Linked DNA regions of Mus musculus: region 2 is linked to region 1. Evidence: chromatin loops called from intact Hi-C (ENCODE). Cell type or tissue: heart. All regions are shown on one strand. Each heading gives the region's core, and the rest is flanking DNA. Links, peaks and the distances in the headings are about the cores only. Region 1 has its middle 10 kb from the start of Gm34325. Region 2 overlaps Spg11 (SPG11, spatacsin vesicle trafficking associated).

The links. Peaks named below come from ENCODE experiments on the same cell type or tissue, not always from the same donor. Only the 100,000 strongest peaks of a DNase experiment are listed, where the experiment ranks them.
Region 2: it touches region 1 in a loop (7-fold over the local background); 2 of 42 quality-filtered maps call a loop at or near these places.

Annotation. Positions count from the first base shown.
Region 1 is chr2:122,553,811-122,564,874 of GRCm38, reverse strand. No RefSeq gene overlaps it. Among named protein-coding and RNA genes, the nearest start is that of Gm34325, 10 kb to the left of the region's middle. In heart, for the core only: a CTCF peak has its summit at 6,333 (motif pointing right); a DNase peak (open chromatin) is centred at 6,364.
Region 2 is chr2:122,065,372-122,076,435 of GRCm38, reverse strand. Spg11 (SPG11, spatacsin vesicle trafficking associated) reads left to right here. Exons shown (of 40, transcript NM_145531.2): 22 at 936-1,141; 23 at 1,824-1,932; 24 at 3,431-3,590; 25 at 4,127-4,381; 26 at 5,371-5,571; 27 at 6,460-6,567; 28 at 7,535-7,697; 29 at 9,977-10,191; 30 at 10,780-11,064. Among named protein-coding and RNA genes, the nearest start is that of Eif3j1, 42 kb to the right of the region's middle. In heart, for the core only: a CTCF peak has its summit at 6,350 (motif pointing left); no DNase peak of the experiment used is centred there.

The sequences.
Region 1 (11,064 bases), core at 1,340-9,339:
ATAGTGACAGACAAGTAGACCAATGGAATAGAATTGAAAACCCAGAAATGAACCCACACACCTATGGTCACTTGATCTTCGACAAGGGAGCAAAACCATCCAGTGGAAGAAAGACAGCATTTTCAACAAATGGTGCTGGCACAACTGGTTGTTATTACGTAGAAGAATGTGAATCGATCCATTCCTATCTCCTTGTACTAAGGTCAAATCTAAGTGGATCAAGGAACTTCACATAAAACCAGAGACACTGAAACTTATAGAGGAGAAAGTGGGGGAAAAGCCTTGAAGATATGGGCACAGGGGAAAAATTCCTGAATAGAACAGCAATAGCTTGCGCTGTAAGGTCGAGAATTGACAAATGGGACCTCGTGAAACTGCAAAGCTTCTGCAAGGCAAAAGACACTGTCAATAAGACAAAAAGGCCACCAACAGATTGGGAAAAGATCTTTACCTATCTTAAATCAGATAGGGGACTAATATCATATATATATATAAAGAACTCAAGAAGGTGGACTCCAGAAAATCAAATAACCCCATTAAAAATGGGGCTCAGAACTGAACAAAGAATTCTCACCTGAGGAATACAGAATGTCAGAGAAGCTCCTGAAAAAATGTTCAACATCCTTAATCATCAGGGAAATGCAAATGAAAACAACCCTGAGATTCCACCTCACACCAGTCAGAATGGCTAAGATCAAAAATTCAGGTGACAGCAGATGCTGGCGAGGATGTGGAGAAAGAGGAACACTCCTCCACTGTTGGTGGGATTTCAAGCTTGTACAACCACTCTGGAAATCAGTCTGGCGGTTCCTTAGAAAATTGACATAGTACTACCGGAGGATCCAGCAATACCTCTCCTGGGCATATATCCAGAAGATGTCCCAACCGGTAAGAAGGACACATGCTCCAGTATGTTCATAGCAGCCTTATTTATAATAGCCAGAAGCTGGAAAGAACCCAGATGTCCCTCGAAAGAGGAATGGATACAGAAAATGTGGTACATTTACACAATGGAGTACTACTCAGCTATTAAAAAGAATGAATTTATGAAATTCTTAGGCAAATGGATGGACCTGGAGGGCATCATCCTGAGTGAGGTAACACATTCACAAAGGAACTCACACAATATGTACCCACTGATAAGTGGATATTAGCCCAGAAACTTAGGATGCCCAAGATATAAGATACAATTTGTTAAACGCATGAAAGTCAAGAAGAATGAAGACCAAAGTGTGGACACTGCCTCTTCTTAGAATTGGGAACAAAACACCCATGGAAGGAGTTACAGAGACAAAGTTTGGAGCTGTGACGAAAGGATGGACCATCTAGAGACTGCCATATCCAGGGATCCACCCCATAATCAGCTTCCAAATGCTGACACCATTGCATACACTAGCAAGATTTTGCTGAAAGGAATCAGATATAGCTGTGTCTTGTGAGACTATGCCGTGGCCTAGCAAACACAGAAGTGGATGCTCACAGTCAGCTATTGGATGGATCACAGGGCTCCCAATGGAGGAGCTAGAGAAAGTACCCAAGGAGCTAAAGGGATCTGCAACCCCATAGGTGGAACAACATTATGAATTAACCAGTACCCCAGAGCTCTTGACTCTAGCTGCATATGTATCAAAAGAAGGCCTAGTCGGCCATCACTGGAAAGAGAGGCCTATTGGACACACAAACTTTTTATGCCCCATTACAAGGGAACGACAGGGCCAAAAAAAAAAAATTGGAATGGGTGGGTAGGGAAGTGGGGGGGGTATGGGGTACTTTTGGGATAGCATTGGAAATGTAATTGAGGAAAATACATAATAAAAAAAATTACCAAAATAAGTCGAGCAGTGGTGACACACACCTTTAATTTCAGAACTTGGGAGGCAGAGGCAGGTGGATTTCTGAGTTCAAGGCCAGCCTGGTCTACAAAGTGAGTTCCAGCACAGTCAGGGCTATACAGAGAAACTCTATCTCGAAAACAAACAAACAAACAAACAAACATTACCAAAATAGCCTACTGAATAACAAAGCTACATTTTCTAAACTTCCCTGTCTTGGTAGTCTCTTGTCTTGGTAGTCTCTCAGAGGCAGGGGGAAGATGAGGTATTTTGAAATCTAGTTTAAGAGAGATCTTAATCAGGATTGGGGAGGGGTGATGGTTTAAGGACGTGGTTACAGAGAGCAAGGGTCTGGAGACCAGCGGCTCCATCTTGTCGGTAAGTGAACAACCTGACTAACTGAACAGGTTGGTGTTCAATCTAATGGAGTTGTTTTAGGTTGAAATACTTAATTCCAGAATAAAGAATTGTTTCCACTGCCTGTTGGGAAATTTCTCTGTTCTGGTATCTTAGTGGTGAAATGGGAAAAGAAAGCATTGCAACTCTAAACTGTAACCTGTGGGGACAGCAGCTTCAAAGTGGAGAGGTCTCCTTGCCTCTCTTCCTTCTGCTTTTGAAGGTGTGGGGAGGATGTTGCAGTTAGTTGGTTGGTCTTGTTCATTTCTTTGGTTTGTTTAAGGGGTGGCTATAGACTGAACCCAGAAGATTGAACACAGAGCACGCACTCTGCCATTGGCCTATGCCCAGAACCTGCTTTCTTTTTAATTTTCATTTTATGTATTTTTAATTTCTGCTATGGTATCTTTGCATTTTTACAGCATCCTTTTAAATGGTATTTTTCCCCCCTCAAAGCTTCCTTTCTAGGGAGGGGAGCCTGCTATATCTTCTTTTACTATCAACAGTAGATCTTAAGGTCTTTAAATGATGTTTTCTTGCCAATTGTATGCATTTCTTTTCTCTGGAGGTATTCTTTGAGTGTCTGAGGTGATCTTTAAATCATATGTTTAAGAGCAAAGACTATCATACCATATCAGCTAAGGAAGACAAAAAAGCTCTTACAGTCTGCTGTATAACACAGCACAATAAAAATGTATTGGCTCCTGGTATATAAAAGAGATCAACGGTCTTATCCCCCTGTGAATCATGTAGACAACAATAGTGAGCAACCTTCAGGCAAGATGTGGCATGGCTGTTATGGTAGTAACCAATCACTTTCTGATTCGGTTTGAGACCTGCTCCGCAGATAAGAACTCGTGTCTGATTAGATAAATTGGTGAAGATACCGTGGCTAATGGAGCCCATAGACCCTAAGAGGAACCTACGACCATTGTTTTGCTCAGTGCTCAGTTATGCTGTCAAAAAGCTCAGTTATGGTGTCAAAAATACTCACGTGTATACATATATATTAGTGTCTCACCCAGTCTTCATCAGTGATTTTTTTTACTGCGGATGGCAGTTAATGCAGAAATAGCTGGCCCAAGTGTCTACAGTAAATGACGATGGAGTTCTTAGCCCTAAATGAAAAAGCATGCCAGAGCCATTACATGCCTGACTCATTGCGGCTGTGGTTATCTGCGAAAGATCAGAGCCCTCAACATTTCATCAAGGATGGGGGAGGAGCCATGAAGCCCCTCCCATCCCCTATATTCTGATTAGTGGTTCACAGTTCTGGGGGGAGGGGTGTCAACATTCTGTGGTGTCACCACTGTTAAGTTGCTTGTTAAGTTCTATTAGGTAACCTCCTGCCCATACTCAGGCAATAATAAACTAACCGAACTTACTGGGTCACACACAGAAAGACACAAAATCAAGATGGAGACTTTCTAAGAAGAAAGGGTCCAGTGAAAAAGAGAGGCAGACGGACAGACAGACAAACAGACAGACGGATGAAAGAAAGGATAGCTGGTGGTAATAACTAAAATTCATCATGTTCACATATGAAACTGTCTCACCATAAAAGGTTTTGAACTTTGTGTGGACATTTCACCTTGAGTGATCTTAACACAATAAAATAAAACTGTGGAAAAACTCTGAGACCCACAACAGGGATGGTACAGGATAGGAGGGAGGCTGAGGCCGCCTAAGTCTGAAGAGTTCCTTAAACTTGGAGGCTTCTCCAGTTCAGGCTAATGAGTTTTCCAGTGGGGAATGTCTGAAGAGGTGAGTCTGGCTGCCTGCGGGGCAGTGGGTGTGGGGGAAAGAGGAAGTGGGAGATAACCCGTGTGCTGCCATGTGGGAAACTATGGACCCAGCCCTTGGGGGTGGACAAGGGGGCAGCCCTAGGTACCAGGTTCTCAGCCTCCAGCATCCCATGCTGGATATCACGGAATAGCCAAGAACAAATTGAGTACCTGGGGGCGGCTCGGTCAGCTCCTGGGCAGAAAGGAGGAGAGAACAGGGGGAGAGGGCAGCACTGGATGGTTCTCACACTGGCAAGAGTCCTTGGTCCAGTTCCTGGCTGGAGCACAGGAAGGCCTTCCAGCGGGAGGTTAGATGGGGCTCCTTAGGGGAAAGCCTATCCCATCGTTCAAGCATGACGGGCCTTGATGAGCAGAGACAGTCTATGGTTTTAGAGCTTTATTGTAGAAAGGCAGGGGGAAGGAGAAAAGGTAGAAAAAGAGAGGCTGGCCATGGCTAAACACTGGTCCTGGCTGCCTTGAGGATGAGGAGATTCTCATGCAGACCAAGTGATGCTATGTAACCTTGCCCTTCCCCCAAGTTATCACTTATTGGTGAATAAAGATGCCTACAGTCTATAACTGGACAGAAGACGGGCAGGGTTTGGTTCCTGGGCTTGGAGTCCAATGCAGGAGACCGCAAGAGAGTGGAGAGAAGATGGAGTAGGTGAGTCATGAAAACATGGCCATGAGGGCTACCCAATTGAAGTTAATAATTGGAACATGGCAAATTAAATAACTTGGGGTTATTGAGAGGAGAGTAGATGCTAATAGCTAAGAGGGTAGATATCTGCCCTCTAGTTCTAGCTCTAGTGCTTTAAAGGCTTATCATAAGTAAAAAAGGTTTTGTGTCTTTTATCTGGGAACTAATGGGTAGAAACTCTCAATTAATATTAAATATTTACCACAACAAATTGGAGAAAGGAGAGAAGACATCTATGTTTCATATTGACTTTCACAGAATTTTCACTGTGAATACAGCAACCCTGCCCACCACTGTGACTTGTATTTTTATCTCAGACACTTTTATCCATTCAGAGGTTTCTAGTGCCCCATCACTTGCGCTTCCCTCACTGATGGTTTACTGGTTACCATTCTGTTGGGAACTAAAAAGGGGGCCCTGGGGAAGTGGGGGAAGGGAGAAAGACCCACGCCCCTCCAGAGTTCCACCTATTCTCTGGTCAGTCAGGCATGGGAGGACTGCCATACATCTTCTGCTCATTCCTGGGTGGGCATCCTCTAGCCCATTCTTCGGGGGGTGGCTAAGGGACAGCCCTACCTGGGATTCCCAGAGCTACCTTGCTAAAGTCCCAAAGTTATAGGAGAGAGGTATGAGGGAAGAGGTTCCCAACATCTGCGAGTGTGCGCACAGTGGATCTTGATGAGAAGAGACTCTCTATGGTTTTAGAGCTTTATTATAGAAATTCAGGGGAAAAAAGAGAAGGGAGGGGGCTAGAGAGGAAGAGAGAGGGGGGAGCAGAGGAGAGGAGAGGAGAGGAGAGGAGAGGAGAGGAGAGGAGAGGAGAGGAGAGGAGAGGAGAGGAGAGGAGAGGAGAGGAGAAGACAAAGAGAGAGGAAAGAGGAGAGAGGAGTGAGAGAAGTGAGAGGTAAGAAAACAAAGGGGTGAGAGACAAGTAAGAGAGCAAGGTGGGGCTGAGCAGCCCTTTTTATGGTCTTCACTGTTGCTAGGTAACTGGGGAGGAGTTTAGCCTGAAGGTCAGAAGCTTGAGCCATTGCCTACGTGACTTCTAGCCATACTTCTCTTGTGTGTTTGGGGGTTGGGGGGAGGCAACTTAGGCAGGGGCCAGAGTTCCAGGAGCATAAGGGAACGCCTACTGTGTCACATAGGTGAATTATCACTATTTCCGGGGTTCAGACCTCAGCTCAACTGGAGGCCAGCCTGTCTGTGCAGAGCCCAATGCCCCACACCACTCCACTAAGTCAGATTCCACTCTTGCATCTGCTCCATGGCTTTCAGAAGGTGGTCGCTGTTTTCATTTTGCCCAGTGTCTTTGTCCTTGTGTGTTTGTACAGTTTGACATAATTGTCATTTTAGAGGGTGTGGGACAGGCAGCAGAAACAAAAAGATGTTCATTCAATCACATCTAACTAGGATACCTGCAACGTCTAGTTCTGTTATTTAAAATGCACTTTAAGCAAGGAAGGAGTAGATGAATAACTGACCATGATATTGAGGTGTTACATCCTGGGAAGTTTATGGGAAGAAAAGGAAGAGTCTGTCTAGGAGACGCTTCACTGAAGAGATAAACTCTTAACAAGTAAGCTTGAAGGCTTCTGTCCCTCCCTCCCTCTCCTCCCTTCAGTACTGGCACACTAGGGGGTGCTGCCTACCAAGAAGTCTCAGCGGCACCCCACTGAGCCTCTCCTGTTAGTTCTTTCAGAACCCAATGAGCTGCTTCCCAGAACTCCAGCCTTCAATTTCCCACTTGATAGCCCTGCAGGCAGAGCAAGGGGACAAACTTCATCAGTCAATGGTGTAGGCCAGTCCTCTATTCTGCTAGAAAACCTAGCTATCAGTAAGAGAGATGGATGCACTTCCAAATTGGTTACTTCTTTCGAAATCCTTTCTCAGCCCAAGGGACAGTAGCTGCCCTATTCCTCTGCTGTTCCTGTATTCTGTTACCCCTAATGGTTTTCTTCATTTTACCATAGTATAATTCTTTTTCAAACCATTTAAGATTTTTTTTATTATAAAACTTTCCAGGCAAATGCAAAAGGGGGGAGTCCAGGTGCCCAGCTCCCAGTTTCTCTCTGTGCATTAGTTTTATCCTGTCTACTCTTTCATGTCATATGGCTAGAGAATTTTAAATCAAACTCAGAGATCATGTCACATATGTCACCTCTAAATAATTCAATGTGCATCTCAAAAGAAATATGTGAATAAGCAGAGTGTGATGGCACTCAGCTGTACTCCAAGCACTTGGGAAGCCAATGCCGAAGGACCACTAGATCAACGTCAACTTTCACAATGAGACCTCATCTCAAAACAAGAAAAAGAGAACTATGCAAATAGGTTTTTTTGCATAATCACAATGCCATATCTTGTCCTTAATTCCTTAATGTCATTCAATATCCAAAATGCTAATTTCTTCTATTACCTAAGAAAAAACTGTAATTATCCTGTAGAGTCAAAATTAATAACAAAAAGTTACTCATTTAACTTAGTTACATCTCTTGAGATTCTTTTAAGTCTTGGAAGTTTTGTGCATCTCTCAGTCTAGTGCAGTATCACCCCCCCCCCCATTTTACTTCTGTTTGAATTGATTTATTGATAGAGTGAGAGTCCAACACCAAGACCCTCTTCTGGTATTAGAGATGTTACTTTATTCATCTGTTTTATCTTATACATGCAATATTTGCACTAGAGGTAAAAATAATTTTTTTAAAAAGTATTTTATGTGTATGAATATTTTGCCTGCATATATGTCTGTGCACCACAGCATGTCTGTGCTTACGATCCCCTAGGACTGGAGGTACAGAGAAGATTGTCTCCCCTCAGCCCTCCTTCATGTAACATGTGGGTGCTGGGAATCATACCTGAGTCCTCTGGAAAGGTAACAAGTGTTCTTAAACATTAAACCAACTCTCCAGACCCTTCTGATTATGATTCTCAAGATCTCCCTGGGTAGGGAGATGTCTCAGTGGATAGTGTTTGGTGTTCAAACATGAGGACCTAAGTTCAGATCCCTAGGACCCATGTAAAAGATGGGTGTGATTATGAGCATAAACAATCTAGTTTCTTCACTAGCCAGCCAGAATCCAGGGGAAAATGGGAACACTAGGTTCAGTGAGAGGTCCTTTCTAGAGGAAATGAGGCAGAGAGATTGAGCGGGACACCTGAGCTCCTTTTGCCTCTGCACATATCTAGGCATGCATAATTGTACATCCATGCACACACACACACACACACACACACACACACACACACACACAAATTCCTTCTAGGTAGTGCTGTACTTTCTATGCACCGATAATGGTACACATAATGTTAATTGTTTTAGTTCTTGTGGCTCTAAGATTGATCTTTGAAGCGAGATATGGTGGTGCATACATATAAAGGAAGATCTTGTGCTTCAGGCCAGCATGAGCTACACAGGAAACCTTGTTTCAAACAATCCAAAGCCAATTTATTTTTAACTAATTTCAGGCTTAAGGAAATGTTACAGAAACAACTTATCATTTCCTCATAGCTTTGTCTAATGCTAGCATCTTATATAAGTATCACCATCAAGAACAAGAGGTCAACCGCAGTATAATGCTATTATCTAGAGCACAAAACTTATTTGAATATTAGGATATTTCCACTTCCATTTGTTTTTGTTCTAGGAGTTTATACATTAAATTTAGTTTCATTTTGCTTCATCAAGAATATTTTTTTTTTAGTGGTAGGACAAAATACCAGACAGAAGCAACTTAAGGGAAGGGCCATTCATTTTTTACTATGCTTAATTCCCAAAGAATATTTTGTATGTTTTGAAACAATTTAATATTCAACATTAGGTATAGGATCCTCAGTTATGGATAGTATTCAATATTCATTAATGATATTTTTAGGATATGAAAAGATATGAATATAAAAGTTGAACAAATGTTTATGCATTATTTGATTCTCAAAATAATATTATTAATGTTTGGTATATAAAATACATTTAAATAATAAAAATTTATGAAAGGAAAAAAAAGAATATATTTTTAGTGGTAGGACAAAATACCAGACAGAAGTGACTTAGGGGAAGGGCCACTTGTTTTAACCAGTCTCAGGATGAGAAAAGTACAGCAGTGATCACAGCAGTGAGGACAGCCCTGTCCACTGCAGCGGGAGAGAAGGCAACTTGCTCATAACTTAGTGATTGGCCAGCGAGCTCAGGCTGAAACTGGAGCCAGATCTGATCCTCTCCTGGGCCATCTAGACCCCATGTCCAGAAGGTTCCACAACCTTCTGAAATATCACTACCAGCTAGAAACAAGTGTTTATTTAAAATAAGCCCACAGGAGACATTTCACACTCAAACCATAGGATCCTAACCCTGGGCCCCAACAGGCTCATTGCCATCTCATGGTGAAAATGCATTCAAATCCAATTCCAAAGTCTTTAAGGTCTTAAAGCTCCAACACTGTCTAGAAGCCCAAAGTCTTTTCTGAGATGCGAAGCAATCTCTTTACGTTGAGTACCTGTAAAGTCGGGAACGAAATTACGTAATTCCAACATAAAATGGCACAGAATAAACATTCCCATTCCCAAAGGAAAGAGTAGAGAAATAACAGATAACCGCCGACCAGAGACTGAAACCTAGTGTGGGAAACTCCAAACCCTGCATTGTCCACCATCCAGGACTCTGGTGACCTCATCTGGAGTCCAGTGGGTGTGGGTAGCCCTTGAACCTTGGTAAAGGCCTCCATAAAGGCTGTACCAACTCTTGTATCTCGCATGCCTAAAAACCCAGTACCACATGAACAGTAACATCAAGTTTTGCAGCTAGCACAGATCTACCCTGGCCTCTCTCACCACAACTATAGTGACCTGTGTAGTTGGTAGCCAAATCTAGGGACAAACTTTCCTCAGAAGCTGTTTTGAATTAGGAAACCCTTGCATGAATACTCTTTGTTTAAGCATTCTTTTTCACGTGAATCTCCATTTTCATACCCTAAAGCCTTTGGTTGGGTAGGCCTTTGCCCTCAGCAGGCCTTTCCTAGTGTCTCAATGCAGAGAGTAAGGCTTCTCCTTAACCCTGCTTATTCCTTTAACTACTGTGGCTCCTTTGTCGTGAGAACTTTGCTCACAACTTTAACTGGGCTCAAATATCTTTCTTGGCTAAATTTCTCTTTTTACATATTTCTGTTCTTTCTCACCATAAACTTGGCTAAAAGACAAGAGTAAAAAAGCCATCAGACTCAGACAGGAGTATAGATAAATCAGTGAAAGCTGTTCAGGGAATTAAAGTCAGGAAAGGTTAGCTGAGTCCAGAAAAGTTGTAAACAGTAATGCCAGCCAGTGGGGTCTCCAGGGAGAGAGTGAGGATTGAAAAGAAAAAGACAATTAGACAACATTATAACAGCCAGTTCTGAGGCTGAAGAGGGTTTATCCTTTTCCAGTCTGCTTTTATATCATTCTAGATACATACAAACAATATGGCCAGTCCTAAGTTATAAACAAAGTAGTCAAGAAACAAACAAAGCATAAACTGAGTAGTTAAGGAACAAAGCATAAACAAAGGTCCCATAATTACTGTATTCAGGGTCTTAACAAGACCCATCAAGATACAAAGAACACCACATTTTCTGTATCCATTCCTCTGTTGAGGGACACCTGGGTTGTTTCCAGCTTCTAGATATTATAAATAAGGCTGCTATGAACATAGTGGAACATGTATCCTTATTACATGCTGGAGCATCTTCTAGGTATATGCCCAGTAGTGGTATAGCTGGGTCCTCCAGTAGTACTATGTCCAATTTAGTGAGGAACTGCCAGACTGATTTCCAGAGGGGTGGTATCAGCTTGCAATCCCATCAGCAATGGAGGAGTGTTCCTCTTTCTCTATATCCTTGCCAACATCTGCTGGCACCTGAGTTTGTGATCTTAGCCATTCTGATTGGTGTGAGGTGGAATCTCAGGGTTGTTTTGATTTGCATTTCCCTGATGACTAAGGATATTGAACATTTCTTTAGGTGCTTCTCAATCATTTGAGTTTCCTCTGTTTAGTTTGTGTTTCCATGATCTGTTCATTGAGGAGAGTGGGTGTGTTGAAAATTCCCACTATTATTGTGTGGGGTTCAATGTGTGTTTTCAACTTTAGTAAAGTTTCTTTTATCAGTGTGGGTACCCTTGCACTTGGAGCATAGATGTGAAAAATTGAGAATTCTTCTTGGTAGATTTTTCCTTTGATGAGTATGAAGTGTCCTTCCTTATCCTTTTTGATAACTTTGAATGTCAATATCAGAATAGCTACTCCAGCTTGTTTCTTGGGACCGTTTGCTTAGAAAATTGTTTTCCAGCTCTTTACTCTGAGGTATTATCTGTCTTTGACACTCAGGTG
Region 2 (11,064 bases), core at 1,537-9,536, 490 kb after region 1:
TGTCTTAAGAAAAATAAAAATGTCTACAACTGTGGTATTGCCATTCCTAATGTGTAGTGCATTTCATGCTTATTAAATTTTCCCAATTAAAAAAAAATTAAAGAACATGTAAGTCTAAGGAAATGGGGTTATACTATAAGTGCCCCAACATAAAGCTTTCACTGGAACCCAAATGAACACAAAGGGAGAGGAGGTAGCAAAAGACCAAATAGAAAGTTCTCTGTTGTTAGCACAGCTCCAGTTCCTTGTCCTGGTGAGAAGCAGCTTTTAAAATTGTGTGTGTGTGTGTGTGTGTGTGTGTGTGTTTGTGTGTGTGTGTGTTTGTGTACACGCGCGTGTGCTTGTGTATGTTTGGGATGTATGATGTAAATGGTTTGTTCTTGTGTGTGTATAATGTGCTTTGCATTTGGTGTGTATGGTGTATGTGTGTACATGGTTTGTGTATGTGTCTGTGTGTGATGGTATATGTGATTTGTGTGTCTGTGTGGTGTGTGTAATGTATGGTGTAAATGGTTTGAGTCTGTGTGATGTCAGGGTGTGTGTACATCAAGTTACCTATGGAAGTCAGAGGACAGCTTTTTTAAAAAGATTTTATTGTATTTTTATGTCTGGTGAGGGGGGCTGTGGGAATCCAGGAGAGAAAGTCAGGGCCTCTGGGGTGGAGTTAGAGGTAGTTGAGGGCTGCCTGGTGTGGGTGCTGGGAACCACACTTGGGTCTTCGACAAGATTAGTAAGCATTGTTGGGTGCTTAGCCATCGTCTCTCTGGCCTACAGGAAAGTGTGTGTGTGCTGAATCGCTCCACCGTGTGAGTCTGGGAGAGCAAACCAAGTTGTCAGGCTTGGTACCAAGTATCTTTACCCACTGAGCCATGTCCCCAGCCAGTGCGAGAAGTAATGCTTATATCTTATATAATTTTGATTTCTTTATTTTCTAGGATCCAGCAAGTAGGCAAGGAGGCCTATACCTTAGGGCTCTCTTCCTTCACCAACCCTTCGGTAGGGGCTGCCTGTGTCTGCTTCTTAGAATTGCTTGGCCTCAGCAGCCTCAAGCTCAGAGTTGACCTGAAAATGGCAAATGTAATTTTGGGCTCCAAGCGTAGAGATGAAGATGCTCGTTCCAGCTTCATCAGAGAGTCTCTGGGTACAGCACCTTTGCACCCTGCCACGTGTTGTCCATGGGAAATGAGGGACAGGTCAAATGTTGTCCACGGGAAATGAGGGACAGGTCAAAAGTCCTGAAGTGGAAATGAAAGTTTATGTTATTAATCTCACTTTCTTAGAAGTCATTTTAATTGGGTTTGAATGACCCTGAGCCTCATTAATTTAACAAAAATACCCAGGTCTGACTTTTTCTATTGAACACACACACACACACACACACACACACACACACACACACACACACACCTACCACATACACATATACTCCATACACATACAGTGTATGTCACACATATATACTACTACACGCACCCCATATACACATCACACATTACATGTCACACATACACACTGCATGGTCCCATATATAGATTACACACAGTCTATTACAGTTGGTCCTGGAGGTGCTGAGGCAGGATAATCACTAAGAACTCAAGGCCAGCATGAGTTACCCAGGGGCTTTACAGCCCATGCTCCCTCTTGATGGCTTTGATCTTACGCGGCTTTTCCTTCGGTTCTTGGTTATTTAGAGATATGGTCCCAACGTGTTCTGTCCTGCGTAGGCTGACCCTGACCTGAGCCTGCGCAGTCCATCTCGCTCAGCTGGAGCTACAGAGCTATGCAGCTGTGGCCACCGAGGTCTTGTTGCCTGTTTCTTACAGCTGAGAAGCTGTCTAAGCTTGCTGACGGTGACAGAGCAGCCACAGAAGAGCTGCTTGTTCTCTTGGAGGAAGGCGTGTGGGACAGCATTGAGCAGCAGGGCTTTAGCAGGTTTGTGAGTTGCAACCCCAGCCTCTTTAGTAAGCCTGGCTGTGCCAACCTGTGTTGGACTGCTCTTCCTTCAAATAGCTTGCTGCACTTTCATCAGCTCCCCACCCCCAACCCGTGGCCTTACTCAGCCAGCATAGGGCAGACAGAAAGTAGCTACCCATGGGACTCCCTCTCTTCAGATGAGAGGGAAATCTGTTCTGCTTTGTAGGCAAGAGACGTGGTGGGTTTTTAAGATCATTTTTATTTTATGTATACGAGTGTTTTGTCTGAAGGTATATCTATGTACCACAGAAGTGCAGTGTCCTTAGAGGCCAGATCCCTTGAACTAAAGTTACAAAAGGTTGTGAGCTGTGTGGGTGCTCGGAACTGCATGTGGGTGCTAGGGACTGAACATGGGTTCTCTGCAGGAACAGCGAGTGCTCTTAACGACTAAGTGTCTCTCCAGCCCAAGAGAGGTGGAAGGGTGGTTTTGTTTTCGAGACAGGGTCTCCCTGTGTAGCCCTGGCTGTCCTGAAACTCGCTCTGTAGACCAGGCTGGCCTCAAACTCAGATCTACCTGCCCCTGCCTCCTGAGTGCTGAAATTCAAAGACCTGTGCCATCACATTTGGCTAGTTTTTTTTTAAGTAGTGCAATAATTATTTGATATATATTTAAAAGCATATGTTCATTATTTTTACATATTTTATGAAATTTTTATTATATTTATTTTTACCACATGGAGATCAAACCAACAGCCTCATACACGCTAAGCATGTGCTCTACTGCCGGGTGACCCTGCCTGCCCTTGGTGAAAGGGTTTTTGGTTTTTTTGTTGTTTTGGGGTTTTGTTGTTGTTGTTGTTGATGATGATGTTTTGGTTTTTCAAGACAGGGTTTCTCTGTGTAGCCCTGGCTGTCCTGGAACTCACTCTGTAGACCAGGCTGGCCTCGAACTCAGAAAGATCTTGTCTCTGCTTGAGTGCTGGGATTGAAAGTATGTGCTACCGCTGGGCAGGCTGGGCAAGCTGGCTGACGCTCTCTCCCTCCCCTCCCCTCCCTTCCCCTTCCCTCCCCTCCATCCCTCCTTCCTTCCTTCCTTTCTTTGAGAGTATGTTTTGGTTAATTTATTTAATTTGTACTAATTTCCAAATTTTAAACTAGATCTATATTATATAAAGGGTATGTGTGTGCAAGCACACACACGTGTGCACATATGTGTCCAGGTGCCCATAGAAGCCAAAGATGTTAATCCCCTGGAATTAGAATTACAGGGTGGTGTGAGCTGCCTAATTTGGGTTACCTGGAGGAGCAGTAAACTCTCTTAGCCACTGAGTCATCTCTCTGCCCCCCTAAAGCTATACTTTATTTACTTATTTATTTCCATTTTTTGAGACAGTCTCACTATGGAGCCCTGCTGGCCTGGAACTCCTAGATATCCCCTGCCTCTGCCTATCCCTGAGAGCTCTATTTTAATGACTTTTTTTTTTCCCTCTGCTGTCCATCCCCAATTTTATTATAGGTTGTCCAGTGAGTCCAGCAGCCAGTGGGCATTAGTGCTTCAGTTCTGCATGCTCCATGACAGGAAGCTGAGCGTGTCCTACCTTAGAGAATGTGCCAAAGCCAATGACTGGCTGCAGTTCCTGGTCCACAGCCAGCTGCATAACTACCACCCAGCAGAGGTAAACCACACTCCCTGGCACTGTGTTCTCCAGGACTGTCTGCTCGAGACCCACATTGGCTGAGTCTATAACCTGGTGTCAGGCAAGGGCCAAATCATTGGACAGATGTGGACAAGTTTCTAGGATTCTAGGTTTAACATAGACATTCACTCAAATTCCCTTAAAAGCAACCAACTGTGTGCTCGGGTCTGCAGTCTCAGTACTATGGAAACTTGGGAGGCAGGATTGCAAGTTCTAGCCCAGCCACCCTGGGCCAGATAGCTGGATGTTGTAACAAACATCACATGGTCTTCTCTCCCACAGCTCAGCATTATAAAGAATCATCCTGAGCCCTGTTTTTATTGTTGTTGTTTTTTGTTTTTTTGAAATAGGGTTTCTCTGTATAGCCCTGGCTGTAATGTGAGTTGCCTTTAACATAGAGATCCATCTGCCTCTGCCTTCCAAGTGCTGGGACTAAAGTGCCACTACCACCTGGCTTTTTGTAAAAACTCACTCTGTGAAAAAGAACACTGAGTGTGTTTTAATCGTCTCTCTAGGTGGAATCTCTTCTTCAGTATTTCAGTCCTGTCCTTCAGAGCCACTTGAAGCTGGCTTCTGAGAAACTGTCATCAGGGTCCATCTCTAGGGATGACAGCTGCCTCCAGGAACTCCAGAAAAACAAAGGAGAAACGAGTAATTTCTTTGAAATTCTCCACCGGTGCTCAGATGAGTCCACCTCTTGGAGCTGGCTCCTGGCTGAGGCAGTGAGACATCGGGCTCCCATCCTCAGTGTCCTGGCCTCGTGTGTGCAGGTGAGCTGGCCACAGTGGGTGCTAAAACTCTACCTGCTTGGTGGCTTTGTCAGGACAGTGGCAGGCTAGGGGTGGATGCTGGCCATAAACTAAGACCCGGTCTCATATGGCTTGGTAGTTAGGAGCACACACTGCTCTCACAGAGGACCTGACTGACTTCCCTGCACCCATATTTGGTGGCTCATAGCCACTTTTAACGCAGACTTCTGTGGTTTCAAGGCTTCTGGGCTTCATGAACACCAGCACTCACACTTAACACTCAGATACTCACACACACAATTAGAAATCAAGGAAGTCTTTCAAAATGTCAGAACTACAAAACAGAACAAAACACAGACCAGCAAAGCCCCTTGACACCAAATTTGACCACGAGTTTGAATCCTGAGACTCACGAGGTGAAAGGAAATAGCTGACAGCCATAGGTCCATGACAGGTGTGTACATGCACACATGAGGAAGTAATGAGCTGGGGCTGGAGAGCTAGCTCAGGAGTTAGGGGTGCTTGTTGCTCTTGCAGAGAACTGGAGTTCAGTGCTCAGAGCTGCCTGTTATTCTGGCTCTAGGGAATCCGTTGTCCTCTTCAGGCCTCTGTGAGCATTAACACACATGGGCTCATGTACGCAGAGACAAAACAGAGAACAAGAAGGAAGAAGGAAGAAGGGAAAGGAAGGAAGCAAGCAGTAAGGTGGGAGGGGCCTGAAGTAGCTACAGGGGACAATTGTGAGGCTCTTACACCTGCTTCCAAGGTCAGACCTCAGGCTGTCTGTCCATTAAGCTGTCTCCTGGCACCAGTGAAGCCTACGGTGGGGACTCAGTTTCTGGCTGCCCTCAGGAAGGTGCTCTGCTAGGCAGGCACCCTCCTCCTCTTCCTTAGCACCTTGTTGGGGAAGGTTTTCTCACAAGCTGATTCCAGCTAGTTAGTGGAGTTTTGTCCATCTGTGTGATCGAGGCCCAGTTCCTTCATTTTGAAACATTCTTATCCAATGGTAGGGTGCCAGTGTTGTCTCCTGTCTCTGTGTTTGGATTGTCACCTCCGTGGAGGACAAGGTTGCAGCTGAAGCAATGGGACACATTCAGATCTCTGTAGAGGACCATCACTGGAGCCTGAAGGACCTGTCCATCATCTGGAGAACTGTATTGACAAGACGCAAGAGCCACACTCTCATCCGAGGTTTCCAGCTCTTTATTAAGGTATTGTTATACACATACACACATATGCACTCACACTCATGAGTGCACACACACACTTCAGACATTCCAGAACCTCAGGGTGTCAACATAGCATTCCTTGGCTTTTTCTTATTATCAGACCTGGATTTTTTTTTTTAAAGTCAACAAGAAATATTAATGGTAGCTGGGCGTGGTGGCGCACGCCTTTAATCCCAGCACTTGGGAGGCAGAGGCAGGCGGATTTCTGAGTTCGAGGCCAGCCTGGTCTACAAAGTGAGTTCCAGGACAGCCAGGGCTATACAGAGAAACCCTGTCTCAAAAAACCAAAAAAGAATTACACAAGAAATATTAATGGTAATAGAACTTGTGTGTGTGTGTGTGTGTGTGTGTGTGTGTGTGTGTGTGTGTGTGTGTGTGTGTGTGTGTGTGTTTAGTTTAGTATTGGGTATCCAGCCCTAGGACCTTTGAGATATACTGTATTTATTTAGCAGAGTACTTTATATGTATTGGTTTAGTAAGTTCTCACAATACTTTATAAAAATATTTTGTGTGTTAGGAAGTGGCATTACCTTTCTTTTACAGACTGATAACTAATACATAACTCAAACCGCACATACTCAAGTAGGCACGCTTACAATTCAGATTCATCACTTCTAATCCTAAATTCCTCTTTTCTGGCCTGACAACCCCACCAAAAATAGGCTAGTTGATACCACAGAGACCAACCAGTAGGAGGGTAAGTGGCTGGTGCTCTTTTGCCTCCGGGAATGTTTGTTGGGGCCATAGCGCCGCCTAGTGGATGGTTAATTTTTTCCCCCAAAAGGAAATAACATGGGAAACTTAATTTGATTCTTCCATTATTAATATCTTTGATGATCTGGATTTTCTAATTTTAACTCTTCTTCAAAGGATTCCCCACTTCTATTGATTATGGAGATGTATGAACTGTGTATGTTCTTCAAGAATTACGAGAAAGCCAAAGTTAAACTTTTGGAGTTCCAGAAAAGCCTTGAAACAGTAGGTGGAATTGGAGTGTCCTCCTCTCAGGTCTAAAGTTGGTTGGCAGGTCTTCATGCTGGTGGGTGGTATGGGGAAGCAGTAGACAACTGGTTGTGCCATGTGATTGACAATGAGTCACTGTCATTTCAGAGAAGCCAGACAGGTGGCGTTGTGACTTGTAGTTACCGTAAACAGAAGTGTCACGTCATGTGCTACTGTTATCTGTGTCCTGGTGGAGTAGCCAAACTTAGTGGGGCTGAGATCAGTGGTCCCTGCTGTGGACACCAAGAAGAGAGGGATGGTTCTTTGTCAAATGCAGGCTGGCTCTTGACACCCTCTTCTGGTGCATCTGAAGACAGCTACAGTGTACTTAGACATAATAATAAAGAAATCTTTTTAAAAAATCTTCTGGGCTCAAATACAAGCCCAGACCCCTTCTAGGGAGCTGCCAAGTGAAGCATGGTTGGTTAGGAATAGCACAGGGGGACTGATTTGATAGTAGGAGGCATTTAAGCCTGGGACTTCGGTGGTTCCTAGAGTTTGGCACTCTGGACTGTCACACACATAGCCCCCTCACCAGCACTTCCTGCAGAGTGGCAGAGCTGCCTTTGTCCCCATCACTGCTTCCTGCCATCTGTCGGGTGCACAGACCCTCCTTTTGTGATAGGCCCATGAGAGTAGTAAGAAGCCTTGGGAATGTTCGGGGCTTTCTTGATCCCAGATTTGGGGGTTCTGCTTTTTCTTTCCTTTTTTAGATTTATTTATTTTATATCTGTGAGTACGCTGTCACTCTCTTCAGACACCATAAGAGGGCATCAGATTCCGTTAAAGATGGTTGTGAGCCACCATGTGGTTGCTGAGAATTGAACTCAGGACCTTTGGAAGAGCAGTCAGTGCCTTTAACCACTGAGCCACCTCTCCGGCCTCATGGGGTTCTGCCTGTTCATTCCCACAAACTCTTCTGAGCCTCTGTTGTCTTTCCTAGCTTGACACAGTGGCCGCAAGGGTCCTTCCTATCATACCTGCCTCGTGGATGAAAGACCAGGTTTGTTTCCTTTTGAAACTTATGCCGCAGCAGTGTGAGACGCAGTATGAGCTGGGGAAACTCCTCCAACTGTTTGTTGGCACTGAGCAGCTCTTCTCTGACGGTAAGACAGTTTTATTCTGAAGCTGCTGCCAAGTTGTTAGCTCTTGTATGTTGGAATTATTTTTGGAAGGCGGTCAGAATATTAGATATATTGGATAGATAGCAGCACACTGACGTCCATCCATAACTGAGCATGAAGAGGTCATCTGTAACAGCAGCATCTACTGTAGTGCAACCAGTCCTTCTAAGCAGCTGATACATGCTCGCTCTTGCAAGTGTGCTTGCTCTCTCTCTCTCTCTTCCTCTCTCTCTCTCCCTCCCTCCCTCCCTCCCTTCTTCCCTCCCTCCGTCTCCTCTCTCTCCCTCTCCCTCCCTCCTTCTTTCCCTCCCTCTCCCTCTCTCTCTCTCTCTCTCTCTCACACACACACACACAGAGAGGTGGGGGGGGGGAATGAGCAAGCTAACCTGAGTCATTGTCTCCAAGGTTAGCGGATTACTATGATATTGAAGAGCACCAATCTGAGACACTTGACAGCATGGTGGTTCACACCTATAGGCCCAGTGCCCAGAAAGCTGAGGTAGGAAGATTGTCATGAGATCAAGGCCAGTCTGGACTTCACAGTAAGATCCTGTCTAATAAAAGCCACATGTGTATAGTAGAGGCTGATTTCATGTGCTAATCTTATCGCTACCAGTTCTTAGAGCAAGGTGGGCAAGTTCAGCCAGACTTTGACTAAGGATATTGCAAGGTATACACACATACTCCCTCACACACATACCACATACACTCATATATATATATATATATATATATATATATATATATATATACACACTGAAAGTGCTAAATGCCATATATACATGTGCTACAGACCCTCTGGGCCCCTGGTCTGTGTGGAATGGGATCTCTTAAGCAGATGAGCAAAGAGTCGGATGGAGTGACAGACAGACAAACACGCAAGAGTGGTGTTGGATCTGAATGTAATTTTCCAGTCGAGCCTCAGACTTTTTATAATACAGAGTAAATTGCAAATCATAACAGAATAAGGCACATTGAATTTTTCCAGGTGCAAAAGGAGTGACTTCAAAAGGAACCAGATAAATGTTTAACACTAGAGATTAGCACAGATGCAAGGGGAGTGACTTCAAAGGGAATTTGTAGGGACCAGATAAATGTTTACACTAGAGAATAGCACCTTCTGCCAGGCAAGAGTTTTACACTTAGTGTTAATAGCACCAGGGTTGTTAACTCTTGACACGCCTCAAGAATAATGTAGTGACCCCAAAATTCTCTAGGCCTTGTTAAATTATCTTGTCTGAAGGATCCTCATTTATCAGTATAGTATATTAATTTGCTCTTGGCATGGAATGTAGTCTGTAATATGAATTTCTATCTCAGTGAGAATTCCAGACTCTTTCTGCAGACAACTGAATTAATGGCTAGTGCTTAATTGTTTTATGGTAGTGCTTAATTAGTTACTGAATAGGTTAAACTCCTTGCTGCTATCTGGAATCTAAGAACACTGGGAAAAGGCTTTAGCTATGTTAGAATACAATCTTAAAAGGCATTTACTATAAGGTAATTCTTAATAGAGTGCACGTGAATCTATACATTAGACTAACGTGGTGGAAATTTGAATATTATGGGTTAGGGAAAGAAATGCCATAACTCTGGGAGGAAAATTTCCATGGAACTCTTATCCTCGTGAACAGCTTCCAGGCTTTTCGCCTGTCAAACTGACCCAAACTAGAGAGCTGACTTTCACCAGACATCCAGGAGGAGAGTCCTAGAAATTCATTTCTCATGAGCAGCTTTTTGGCATTTCTGCCTCACAAGCTGACTCCACCGGAGTGCCCTTGGCATACATGCGAATATATTCATACATACACAGGTATATTTATATACATACTCATGTATACATATATGTGTGTCCTAATGGCACTTAGCATTTTGAGTATGTAAGGACTTGCCCTTAGTGGCTTCTGCAGTCAGTCAGAAGAGAAGGCTTGTTTTTACAGGATACATGGCATGCACCTGTAATCTTAGCACTTGGAAGGTAGAAACAGAAGAGTCAGAATTCAGGGGTTTCCTTAGCTATATAATGAGTGCAAGACCAGCCCAGACTCTGTGCTACCCTGTCTCAAAAGAATAAACAAACAACAAAGAAGAAAGGAAGGAAGGAAGGAAGGAAGGAAGGAAGGAAGGAAGGAAGGAAGGAAGGAAGGAAGGAAGGAAGGAAAAAGAAAGGCCCCCGTTTCCCCTTTAGGCACCCTGCTGTCCCCTGCCACTCTGTCACCTCAGCAGCACTGCCGTGTAACCGCGCCCTCTCTCCTGCACAGGGCCAGACGTGCAGAAGCTGTGTCTCCTCAGCCAAGTGCTGAAGGACACACCTATCGCCATTAGCCCTGCAGTCATTTCCAGCTACAGCACTGAGAACTTTCAGCGGGAATGTAGATCTATTTTGGAGAAGCTAAAAGCAGATGGGCAGTTTGCTGTGGCTAGGAGAGTGGCCGAGTTAGCAGCCCTGCCTGTGGACAGCTTGCTGATTGAACAGGTATATCTTAAGTTACTCAAACTCCCAACAGAACCAGTGGGATGCAGTCCATAGGCAATGCAGCCCTTTCCCAGACTGCTTCAGAAGTGAGTACACTTTTGATATAGTAACTGACGTATGTTTTGATGTAAGCATGGCCTATAGAACAGTGGTTCTCAACCATGGGTCATGACCCTGTTGGGGGGGTCTCAGACCAGATATTTACATTGTGGTTCATAACAGTAGCAAAGTTACAATTATGAAGTAGCAATGAAAATAATTTTGTGGTTAGTGGGGTGGCGTCACAACATGAGGAACTGTATAAAGGGCCACAGATTAGGAAGGTTGAGAACCACTGCTGTGAGGTGCACTCCAGCTGTTTGCTTTTGAAGAGGATAACTATACGGTGGCTTTCCCTTGGCTCTCAGATGGACTGAGAACCGTTTTCATACTAACTTTCCACATAATTGCATCCAGCGCCCTCTGCAGCCCAGGCTGGTCTGCACTCACTAGATTTGCTTGCAGCCAGCGTGTCCTTAGGAAGTGTTAATGTCTGTGATGATGCTTCTTGACCCAGGCAAGGCTGATGTCTGCTTTGTTCAATTTCAGTTAACTCAGGAAATGCAAACACTAACACACACTCCGCAGTGGTCCCTGAAACAAGAAAGACTTGGCTTCTGGAAAAAATGCCATGAAATTTTTAAGAAAAACTCTATTTCAAAGAGAGCAGCCTCTTCCTTCTTCTCTAGCCAAGCCCCCGAGGTGAGTGAGCACCCTGCTGAACAGGGCAGCCTTGAGGAGCGCCATCTGCTGCTCACTCTGGCTGGCCACTGGCTTGCCCAAGAAGAGCCGGTTCCCGTGGAGGAACTGGAGGGGCTGGAGAAACAGATTTGG